Linked DNA regions of Homo sapiens: region 2 is linked to region 1. Evidence: chromatin loops called from intact Hi-C (ENCODE). Cell type or tissue: PC-3. All regions are shown on one strand.

Region 1 (5,000 bases):
AACCCCATCTCTACTTAAAAATAGAAAAATTAGCTGAGCATGGTGGCACCTGCCTGTAATCCCATCTACTTGGGTGGCTGAGGCACGAGAATTACTTGAGCCTAGGAGGCAGAGGTTGCAGTGAGCTGAGATCGTGCCCCTGCACTCTAGCCTGGGTGATAGAGAGAGAGACTCTGTCTCTAAATAAATAAATAAATAAAATAAATCCATCAAATCCATGGAAAATAATTTCATTGGGATTTTTACTGGAATTACATTGAATTTATAGATCAATGTGGGAAATAATTTATAGCATATATTCATGATGTTGAACTTGCATATCCATAACCAAGCTCCTTTTTGACTTTGTATAGTTGTGTAATTTTCTTCATAAAAGTATTAAATACTATTTGTTAGATTATTTTTGCCCTAGGCACTGTGTAAATTTGAATGCAATTGTGAATGAGATCTTTAAAAAAATAACATTTTCTATTTTCCAATTATTGTTAAATAAAATCTCACTAATTATTTTTGTATGTTGATCTTATTTCTGGCAATCTTCCTGAACTTTTTAAATTCTAAATAGTTAGTCTATGAATTCTTTTTGCATTTTGTATGCAAACAATGATACCATCTGCAAATAACGATTGTGCTTCTTTTTTTCAAATAATTATATCACTTATTTCTTTTTATTGCATTTTTGAATTGGTTAAAACTTCCAGTAATTGCTACATAGAAGTGGTTTTAGTGAATAATTTATTGTCTTGAGTTTAATGTGAATGCTTCTAAAAATCTGACCATAAAGTATGGCATTTTCTGTGGGTTTGGGTACATGCTCTTTACAAAGTTAAGGAAGTTTTTTTTCCCCAGTACTAATGTACTGGTCTTTTCCTTAATTTATGAATGAATATTGACCTTATAAAATATTTTTCTACATTCGTTGAGATGCTCACGTTTTTGTCTTTTTTTTTCCATGTGTTGAATGAAGATTTATAGATCTTTTAAATGTTGACATATCTTTGTATACTTGGGATAATCTGTTTTATCCTGATGTACTATAAATCCAATTCTGGGTTTGCTAACATGTTATAATTTGTTCTTCCATGCTATAGTGAGATTGGACAATATATCTCATTTCTTATACTTCTTGTGCCTAATTTTGATATCAAATAATAGGTAGTTTACTCTCTTTATTCATTTGCTGAAAGAGATTTTATCAGAAAGGAATTATGAGCTTCTGATTTGTGGTAAAAACTTCTCTATAAAATTATGTGGGCTTGGTACCTTTTTAGGGAGAATTTTTGATTACTAATTAATTTTTGTTATAGATCATTATTTTTCTAATATAGGTTTGTGAAGGCCCAACTGTATTAATTATATTTTACTGTGTCTTATACTGTGGTAAGATGAAATGTTCTGTATGATATCAATTATTTGGACATTTTTTAGACCTTTTATAAACTAAAACGTGACCAACTTTTTAATAAATGATACATGCATATTTAAAAACCATATGTGCTCCTTACTCCTTACATAAGAATATAGTTATGTTGTATTACGGTGTGTTACATTATATTACCATAGAGAAAACAGCTATTTTATTCAAATCTTTAGCATCTTTACTAACATTGACTTCTTGATCTATCAGTTTCTAAAATAGGTGTTAAAATTTTTACACAAGTATTATGTATTTACAAATGTCTTCATGTAATTCTATCAGCACTTATTTCATAAATTTATAAATGTATGATATGGTTTGGCTGTGTCCCCACCCAAATCTCACCTTGAATTGTAAAAATCTCCACATGCCAAAGGTGGGGCCAGGGAGAGACAATTGAACCATTGGGGGAGTTTCCCCCATACTGTTCTCATGGTAGTGAATAAGTCTGACGGATCTGATGGTTTTATAAATGGGAGTTCCCTTGCACAAGTTCTCTTGACTGCTGCCATGTAAGACATGACTTTGCTCCTCCATCACCTTCTGCCATGATTGTGAGGCCTCCCCAGCCATGTAGAACTGTGTGAGTCAATTAAACCTCTTTCCTTTATAAATTACCCAGTCTAGGGTATGTCTTTATTAGCAGCATGAGAAGAGTAAGACTATATATATATATATATATAAATTCATGATAGTTATAGTTTCAGTTATAGTATCAGTATATAATGTTTGATACAGCTTAAGTTCTCTGAGAGGCAACCAGGAAGATGGTGATTAACATATAAGATGTTTATTAGGTGGGACTCCTGGGATCAAAACCTGTAGAAGAAAAGGAAAAAAAAAAACACGTTTGGGCAGAGGGAGAAGTTGAGCTGTGATGCAGTCTCAACAGAGACCTAAGATGACCCCATGAAGAGCTCTGGAGCTGGGATGGTCCTTTAGAGTTTGCCCAGTTAAGGCAAGGGTTCCAGGACTTTATACCCTCTGGACGATCAGTCACTAGATGTGGACTTCTCTGAAAGAAGTGTGATTTGGGGTGAGACAGTGTTTTTAGTAAAGGCAATCTCTCAGGAGAAGTTTACAGCTAAGGACTGCCTTTCATCAGCACTTCTAGAAGCTGGGGGAGTATGTCCTTAATTAGTAAAGAGGAATCTGGAGGCATATTATAGTACTCAACACAGACTACACCTTAAGTGCCTGGATTCACTTACTCATATAGGTTCTGGCAGTGACTCTTCTAACAATCCAGTGGAAAAACTTAGAAAAGAAAAAAAAATGTGATGATAAACTACAGTCCCCATCACTTTTGCTTATCTCAAGTCCAGAAATGATCTTTGTTATCTCCCTTCTCTACCACTTATTATAAATTTCCCTTACCCCCAGCTAGCACCTCTGGTGGTCTTGGAGACTTGCCTGGTGATGTGAACTAGATCTTCAACCATGTGCAGTCTAATTCCCTTCCTCATTACCATTACCTTTTCAGACCAGAGTTACTGTATTTGTGCAATTATTGTCAAAACGTGATATAGAATCACTAAAAGATACTTAAGTGTATTATCTGGCTGCTAAATATATTCCTAATGTTCTCATTGTGTAACAGCATCCTGACTTACTCCTGCCAAGACAGTGATTCATTTCCTTACCTGCTGACCCTTTGGCATGAGTTGCCCAAAGTGCTAGACAGGAGCCATAGCTGGGCCCTATTAAAATCTGGCAGATTTTCATATCATCTGGTGTTTAGGTCACATTAGTATTCCCAGATATGGTTCCCATAATGTGGAATATGCTGCCTTTGTAACCCAAAGAAACCTTCCAGGCATTTTGCTTCCTTCTTCATGCTGAGAATACAAATTTTGATAATTTGTTCTTTATTTGGGGAGGATGGGTGATTCTTATCATGCCATAAACACCGTACATCCGTAATTTTACTTATGTGCCAGGCCCTGAATATTCATAGGGTTTAACTCCAACTCTCTAGAGAATATGCTTCTTAGCAAATCCTCCAACTAGCATCTATATTTTGCTCATCTGGTTCCATTAGCATGTTGTCAATATAGTGAACAAATTTGACATTCTGTATGGATGTCTAAATGGTCTGTACCTCTTCATACTGTATTTAAACAAAGGGCAGAGGAGTTAACACAGCCTTGAAACAAACATGTAATTGATTCAGTTGTCCACTTTAAATGAAATTCTTTTCATTTCCTCTTCCTAATGATGAAAAAAATATATTTTCCAGAGCAACGGAAATATGGCTGCATACCATATATCTGATGACATGTTAATCTGCTCTAGCAAACATACCACATCTGCCACTGGGTCCGATACCTGGCTATGTTTGCAGTAGTCCACTGTAATAATATGTCTTGTTTTTGCAGAAATCAGATTGGTGAATTAAACAGAGACTGAAGGGGACCATCATTCCTGTATCCTTTAACAAACTGTAAAGGTGGCACTAATTTCAACCATTCATATTGGACAATTTTTTTTAAGTAACTATCTTGAAACAAGTATGGGGGATAAGCTGTTTTCACAGGCTTCTTCTTAACTTTTCCCCTAATCCTGTAGGCTGAAGATTCAACGTGGAGGTTGTGCCAACTACCAAGTATGTCTATTACAATTATTAATTGGGGTCTGCAGAAATGACCACTGGATGAGTTCACAGATACGGTAAACAGACTGTGGGCTGGACTTGGCTATCCCAGGTCCCCACTCTGACAGAAAAATCATGATGACACTTTGACCTCAATATCAACTTGGATTCTCTTTCCAACAGTCTTTAAAGTGTTTGGATATTCCACTTTCCCTAGGATACAGTTACCCAATAGAAGGCAGTAGGTCCCTTTGAGAAAAGGAAGTAGCCACTACCACATACATTTACCATGATTTTGCAGGGTTCCTCTAAAAGCGTCTCTTCTCATATCAATGAGTTCTGGGTATAAAAACTGGATATTGGACAGGGAATTGTAATTTTTATTGGAATGATGGCTCTCAGCCTTGTCATTATTATCCTTGAATTTGATGTTTGATTTTACAGATAGAATAGCACTACTGTTAGCTGTTGCTGTGGTTTGAATGTGTACCCCAAAGTTCATGTGTTGGAAACTTAATTCCCAATTCCAGTGTTGATGGCTGTCAGCCTTGTCATTATTATCCTTGAATTTGATGTTTGATTTTACAGATAGAATAGCACTACTGTTAGCTGTTGCTGTGATTTGAATGTGTTCCCCAAAGTTCATGTGTTGGAAACTTAATTCCCAATTCCAGTGTTGAGAGGTAGGACATTTAAGAGGTGACTAGGTCCTGAGGACTCTTCCCTCAAGATGGATTAAGGCTGTTATTGCAGGATTCGGTTTGTTATTGTGGGAGTAGATTCCTGATTAAAGGATGAGTTCATTCCCGTACCTCTTCCCACATCCTCTCTTTCATGCATGTGCACTCTTTTTTTTTTTTTTTTTTTTGAGACGGAGTCTTGCCCTGTCACCTAGGCTGGAGTGCAGTGGCGCAATCTCAGCTCACTGCAACCTCCACCTCCTGATTTCAAGCAATTCTCCTGCCTCAGCCTCCTGAGTAGCTGGAATTA
Region 2 (5,000 bases), 50 kb before region 1:
GACCAAGCCTACCAACACCACAAGGAGCCCATCCCCTCTCCTTTTAATTCTTTTCAGTGTTCCCCTCCCCTACTGAAGGAAATGCAAATCCCCCTCTAAATCCGTCCTGTGTAGGACAAGGAGTTTCTCTTCTACAGCATGAAGAGTCTAGAGTCCAAGCTTTGCTAAATTCAGCAGGTTTCCAGTCTATGCTGCACGTAAAGCATTCAGTTCCTTCCCAGCCTAAAAAGTCTATTTTGTCTTCTTTGGGCTGCTGGTCACCCATAAGCTAGCCACAACCTCTTTTCACAGCATTCTTTTTTTGTGCTTAAAATAAGACCCTTCAGAAGCTGTTTTTTTTTGTTGTTTTTTTTTTTTTTTTTTTTTTTTTGCTTCAGGCACCAAGATATCCAAAACTTTTCAAAGGATTATTATTCTTTATGCTATATCCTGAAATTCCTGAAATCTCCAGAACGTCTTTCCTAAAGACTGCATTACACTAGTAATCTCTACTTTTCAAGATCTAGCATTTCCCTTAAAGTACTAATTCTTTTCCGTTCCTAAGTATTTTTTCTCCTAGTCTTCTTCCTTCCTTCACTGTCTCTCTTTCTCTTTCTCTGTCTTTCCCACTCTCCCCTTACACACGCACACACACTCATGCACACACGCACATATATTCTCTATCTCCCCATCCTTTCCTTTACTCTCTGCTGCAGAAGAGAAAGATACTATAAAGATGCCAAGGATGATCTGAACTTGCCGTCAGGAGAATAGACAGGTGCTATCTTGAACTCAAGAAGTATATGAGCCATATAATCAATAAAATGCATTAAATGAATTGCTTTTAGTTTTCTTCCTCCTATGAGAAAGTCTTAATTTCTCAGCTGCATGCAGCATGGGCCCAGCTGCTAGTCTTACAGCACAGTATTAGGAATAGGCAGGAAAACAGAATTAGTTTTTATAAAGTGATAATCTCTCAAGACCTCCATCATCTGCCCCTCCCCCTCTTATTCTAGTCCCTCTAGGTCCGTTCTTGGCTCCCAAAAAATTAATTCCTAAAAGTGTCTATAGTCACCATTAATACACTCATGAGTATTCTTTTCTGGAATAAGAGAGTGTAGAGTTCATGTTAAGAGGTACTCCCACAGCACGCATGTGACTGAATTGCATGAAAGTGCACCTTTGTCATCCCACCGTGGTGTACAACCTCAGGTTTGAGCCACTTGCTCCAACCACATCCCATTCCATTCCCATCCTTCTAATTTCTGGCTTCATATGTGTCCTCAGAAATGATGCCCGGTTCCAAATTTCTTGATACAACTTGGCTCTCCTCACCTTGACTATAATTTGCATTTTTCCTCCAGATACCATTCACAGATAACCGGCAAAATTGTTCAGCCTGGCTTTCAAGTTGCTGCCCTAATGCTTATTCTGTACCTTTAATGGGAACCAGACACAGACTGTTTACATAATTTGAGTACTGTTAAACACATGTTTTGATTTTTACAAATACAGGCAACTTTTATACGCAGTACAATTGGTTTTATAAATGATTGCTTGCTTATTCATGGTTATGCATTCCCAATATCAGGTATCTTGTTAAATTTAGTTCTACAATCTGGACATTTTTACTGCTTCTTACCAAAGCTGGCCTTCCAAGAGCTGTTGTAGAGAAGGCCCAAGGGAGATGTCTTCAAGGACACTGCCATGAAAGATGATACAGATGAGAGAAAGAGAGGGAAACAAAGCAGAATCCCTCATGAGGAGCCAGTGCTTTTTAGCTGATGGCCTCATAGTCATATTTCCATTCAATTTTGAATTTCCATAAAGATGCCATAAGTGATTTGGACTTGCCTTCAAGAGAACGGATACATAGTGTCTTGAACCCATAGAGTAAATGTGCTGTACAATCGATAAAACACATTAAGCGAATTGCTTCTACTTTCCCCTCCCCATGAGAAAGTTTTAATTCTTTTTTCTGATGCTGTATAGTCCCAGCTGTTGGTGTTAAAGGAAGGGAATAAGCAGTGAAGAAAACGGAACTTGTAACTGAGCGATTATCACAAGACTAGACCTCAATTCAGCAAGTTGTAAAAATGAGGGATGTTTCTCCCTCTTTTGAGAGGAAAAGATGCCTTGATTGTGGATAGATAGATTATGGACCTCATGCTTACTGAGGGCACATCAGAAGTAATGATTAATGCAGTACTCTTCGGAAGTTAAGTGTCTTTTCTGTTGCAAAGGTAGCTCTGAGCTCCTCGGTTGCTCAGGTCAAGAGTTAGGGCATCCCAGAGTGGTGAGTAAGTGTTGAGAAGATTTCCCCAATAGAAAAGCACTTTGCTAAATAATCATTCAAGAACAGTAGGATCTTATAGAAGTCATGACTAAGTGGGTGGGGTAGAAATGAACTGCTGCGGAGCTGCTAAAAAATGACTGGGTTGGGCCGGGAGCGGTGGCTCACGCCTGTAATCCCAGCATTTTGTCAAGCTGGGGCAGGCAGATCACAAGGTCAGGAGTTCAAGGCCAGCCTGGCCAACATGGTGAAACCCCATCTCTACAAAAAATACAAAAATTAGCTGGACATGGTGGCGCGTGCCTGTAATCCCAGCTACTTGGGAGGCTGAGACAGAAGAATTGCTTGAACCAGGACCAGGAGGCAGAAGTTGCAGTGAGCCAAGATCCTACCACTGCACTCTAGCCTAGGCTACAGAGTGAGACTCCATCTCAAATAAAAAACAAAAATGACTAGTTGATCAGTTGAAAGGAGACATTGCAAATGTTGGTTGGCCAAAAATAATGTTAAATATCATAATTGTGATATTAAAGACCATCATGTGTTAAACACTGCACCAATTAACATGCATCATTTCACTTAATCTTAAATGAAAATTAAATGAGGTTGGTACTTTTATTTACGAGCCCCATTTTACAGATAAGGAAACAGATCCAGAGAAAGCAGATTTCTATCTGCCATGTGGCTGACTCAGTAGCAAATAAAGATTCAAAGCAAGGCAGTTGTCCTCCAGAATGTGTGCTCTTAAACCATACATAATATGGGGACAAATAGGAAAGAGTACCTTCTTTTGTTTTCCTTCTTGAATTTTAATCTTTCTTAGCAGATGGTTTCAAGCTGGCCTAGTACATTCACAAATATCACACAGCATAGAAAGCCATTCTCTTTTATGAGATTTCTCAAATGAGCACACATCCTGATGACACAGAAACCACAGAGAATACAGTCAGGATAGACTGATAGATATCAGAGGAGGGTCAGAAGCTGAAGGCACACCCCATCCCCACCTCACACAGGAGAATCAAGAGAGTTCTAAGCAAAGAGACCCTTTGGGCTCCCTTTGACATTGATGGAAAGATGCCAATTAGTCTGGGACCGACGTTTTCTTCTAGACAGAAGTCTCTGAAAATGCCATTAATGCAGGCAGGCAGGGGGTAGACAGCGGGGGGAGGGAGTTGATTGCTGGAATTCCATAATTAATTGTGTGGCATTTGGAGTAGTGTGACACAAGGTCTCCATTCAGCCCTCACTCTCTAGAGAGAGATGTCATTGTTAGAATTCATAGAATGCAAGAAGAGTTGAAGAACTATAAAGATCATCTGGTTCAGACAACCCAATTAACAGGTGAGGAAATGGAGACCCCAAGAGGGGACATGACAAGCCCAGGGCCACAGAGCTAGTTAGTGTCAAGAGCTGGGCACGACCTTAGATTGCCTGACTTCTATTCCAGTGCCCTTTCCACTCTACATCTTTGTTTCCACTGCACGTGAGAGAACTCCTCAGAAGCCTAGTCACCAAATGGCAGTGCAGAGTTTCATTATAGCAGAGGAGAGCAGAAAGGTCAAAAGAATACAAACAACCTCCCACTCCCACTCAATTATTTTAATGATGAAAAATTCCTAAACAATAGGGGGTGGGGAATTCGTCTGCTAAGAACAGGCATTAATTGGATTGTTAACTCTGGTGTTTCATAGACATGGAGACTCCTAACATTGTAAGACTATTGTTGGAGTTGGAAGTAGTATTTGGACATCATTGAATTCAAGCTTCTCAGGCATAGATGATGAACCCGAGCCCCAGAGAAGGAGCAACTTATCCAAATAACTCAGTTAATTAATGGCAAATCTGGGCAGAGGATTTCAGGCCTCAGGTTTCCAACTCAAGTATCCTCTTACCTACATCACAGTTTCCTTTTAAGAGCTGGGCATGCTGAGGGCGAAGAGGTCAATGAGAGATCATCGAGCCCAGTCCCACATCTTTTCTTTAAAGAATGACTTGAAGTAGTCCTTTCTCCAACAAATAGCTTTAGAAGGGTAAAGTGCAAGGTGAAATTTCCAAACTTGAACTTCTATGAAGGAAGACTTCCCAGTTGTTGCTTAAGAGTTAGGGCAGAATGGGCTTTATATGAAATCTCTTTCGCAGGATTACTTTTCAGATGGCAAACTGGAAATATTTCAGAGAGAAACAGAGATGCAGTCAATCTTGTAAAGCACCTATGAGCCAGGCATTGTGTTAGGACTACGTTATAAAGAGGCCTAAAACAACATCTCTGAAGAAGCACACAGTCCATTTAGCCAAAGAAAGGCAGACCTTTGAGGAGGGCTTAATGTGCTTGACAGAGAAAGTGATGTTTGAGCAGGAGGAATTTGTTTAACAGATATGGGAAAAGGGGCATCCCAGGCAGGAGCAACATGTCTAAGCACTGAGAGAGCCCTAAATTCATGTCATGTTCAAAACTGTCTTCAATAAATCCACCTAGGAGGTAAAAAGGCACAAATCACCACCCATTACTTGAACTGAGAAACAGTATTTCACCCGATCCTATGAAGCTGGTATCTGTGATTGGCTTTGGTGAGCCAAGTCCATGACTTGTTTGCCCGGCAGTTTGATTTCCTTTCTCCAGAGACCCCCCTCAATTGCTCTGCACACCAGGTTGCTGCTAGTATCAGAGGAAGTCGTGGTTTAGTCTTGTAAATCCTATCAGAGCCATGGGAGAAATCCTATTCTA

What was found. A loop is a pair of places that touch in the nucleus more often than their neighbours do. Peaks named below come from ENCODE experiments on the same cell type or tissue, not always from the same donor. Only the 100,000 strongest peaks of a DNase experiment are listed, where the experiment ranks them.
Region 2: it touches region 1 in a loop (2.4-fold over the local background); 8 of 110 quality-filtered maps call a loop at or near these places.

Annotation. Positions count from the first base shown.
Region 1 is chr1:208,982,411-208,987,410 of GRCh38, forward strand. The region is part of intron 1 of LOC107985255 (a long non-coding RNA gene); the gene reads right to left. Among named protein-coding and RNA genes, the nearest start is that of LINC01774, 12 kb to the left of the region's middle. In PC-3, no CTCF peak of the experiment used is centred here; a DNase peak (open chromatin) is centred at 3,071; H3K27ac peaks cover 1,318 bases.
Region 2 is chr1:208,932,805-208,937,804 of GRCh38, forward strand. All of the region lies in intron 1 of LOC107985255 (a long non-coding RNA gene), which reads right to left. Among named protein-coding and RNA genes, the nearest start is that of LINC01774, 37 kb to the right of the region's middle. In PC-3, no CTCF peak of the experiment used is centred here; DNase peaks (open chromatin) are centred at 2,307 and 3,227; H3K27ac peaks cover 3,377 bases.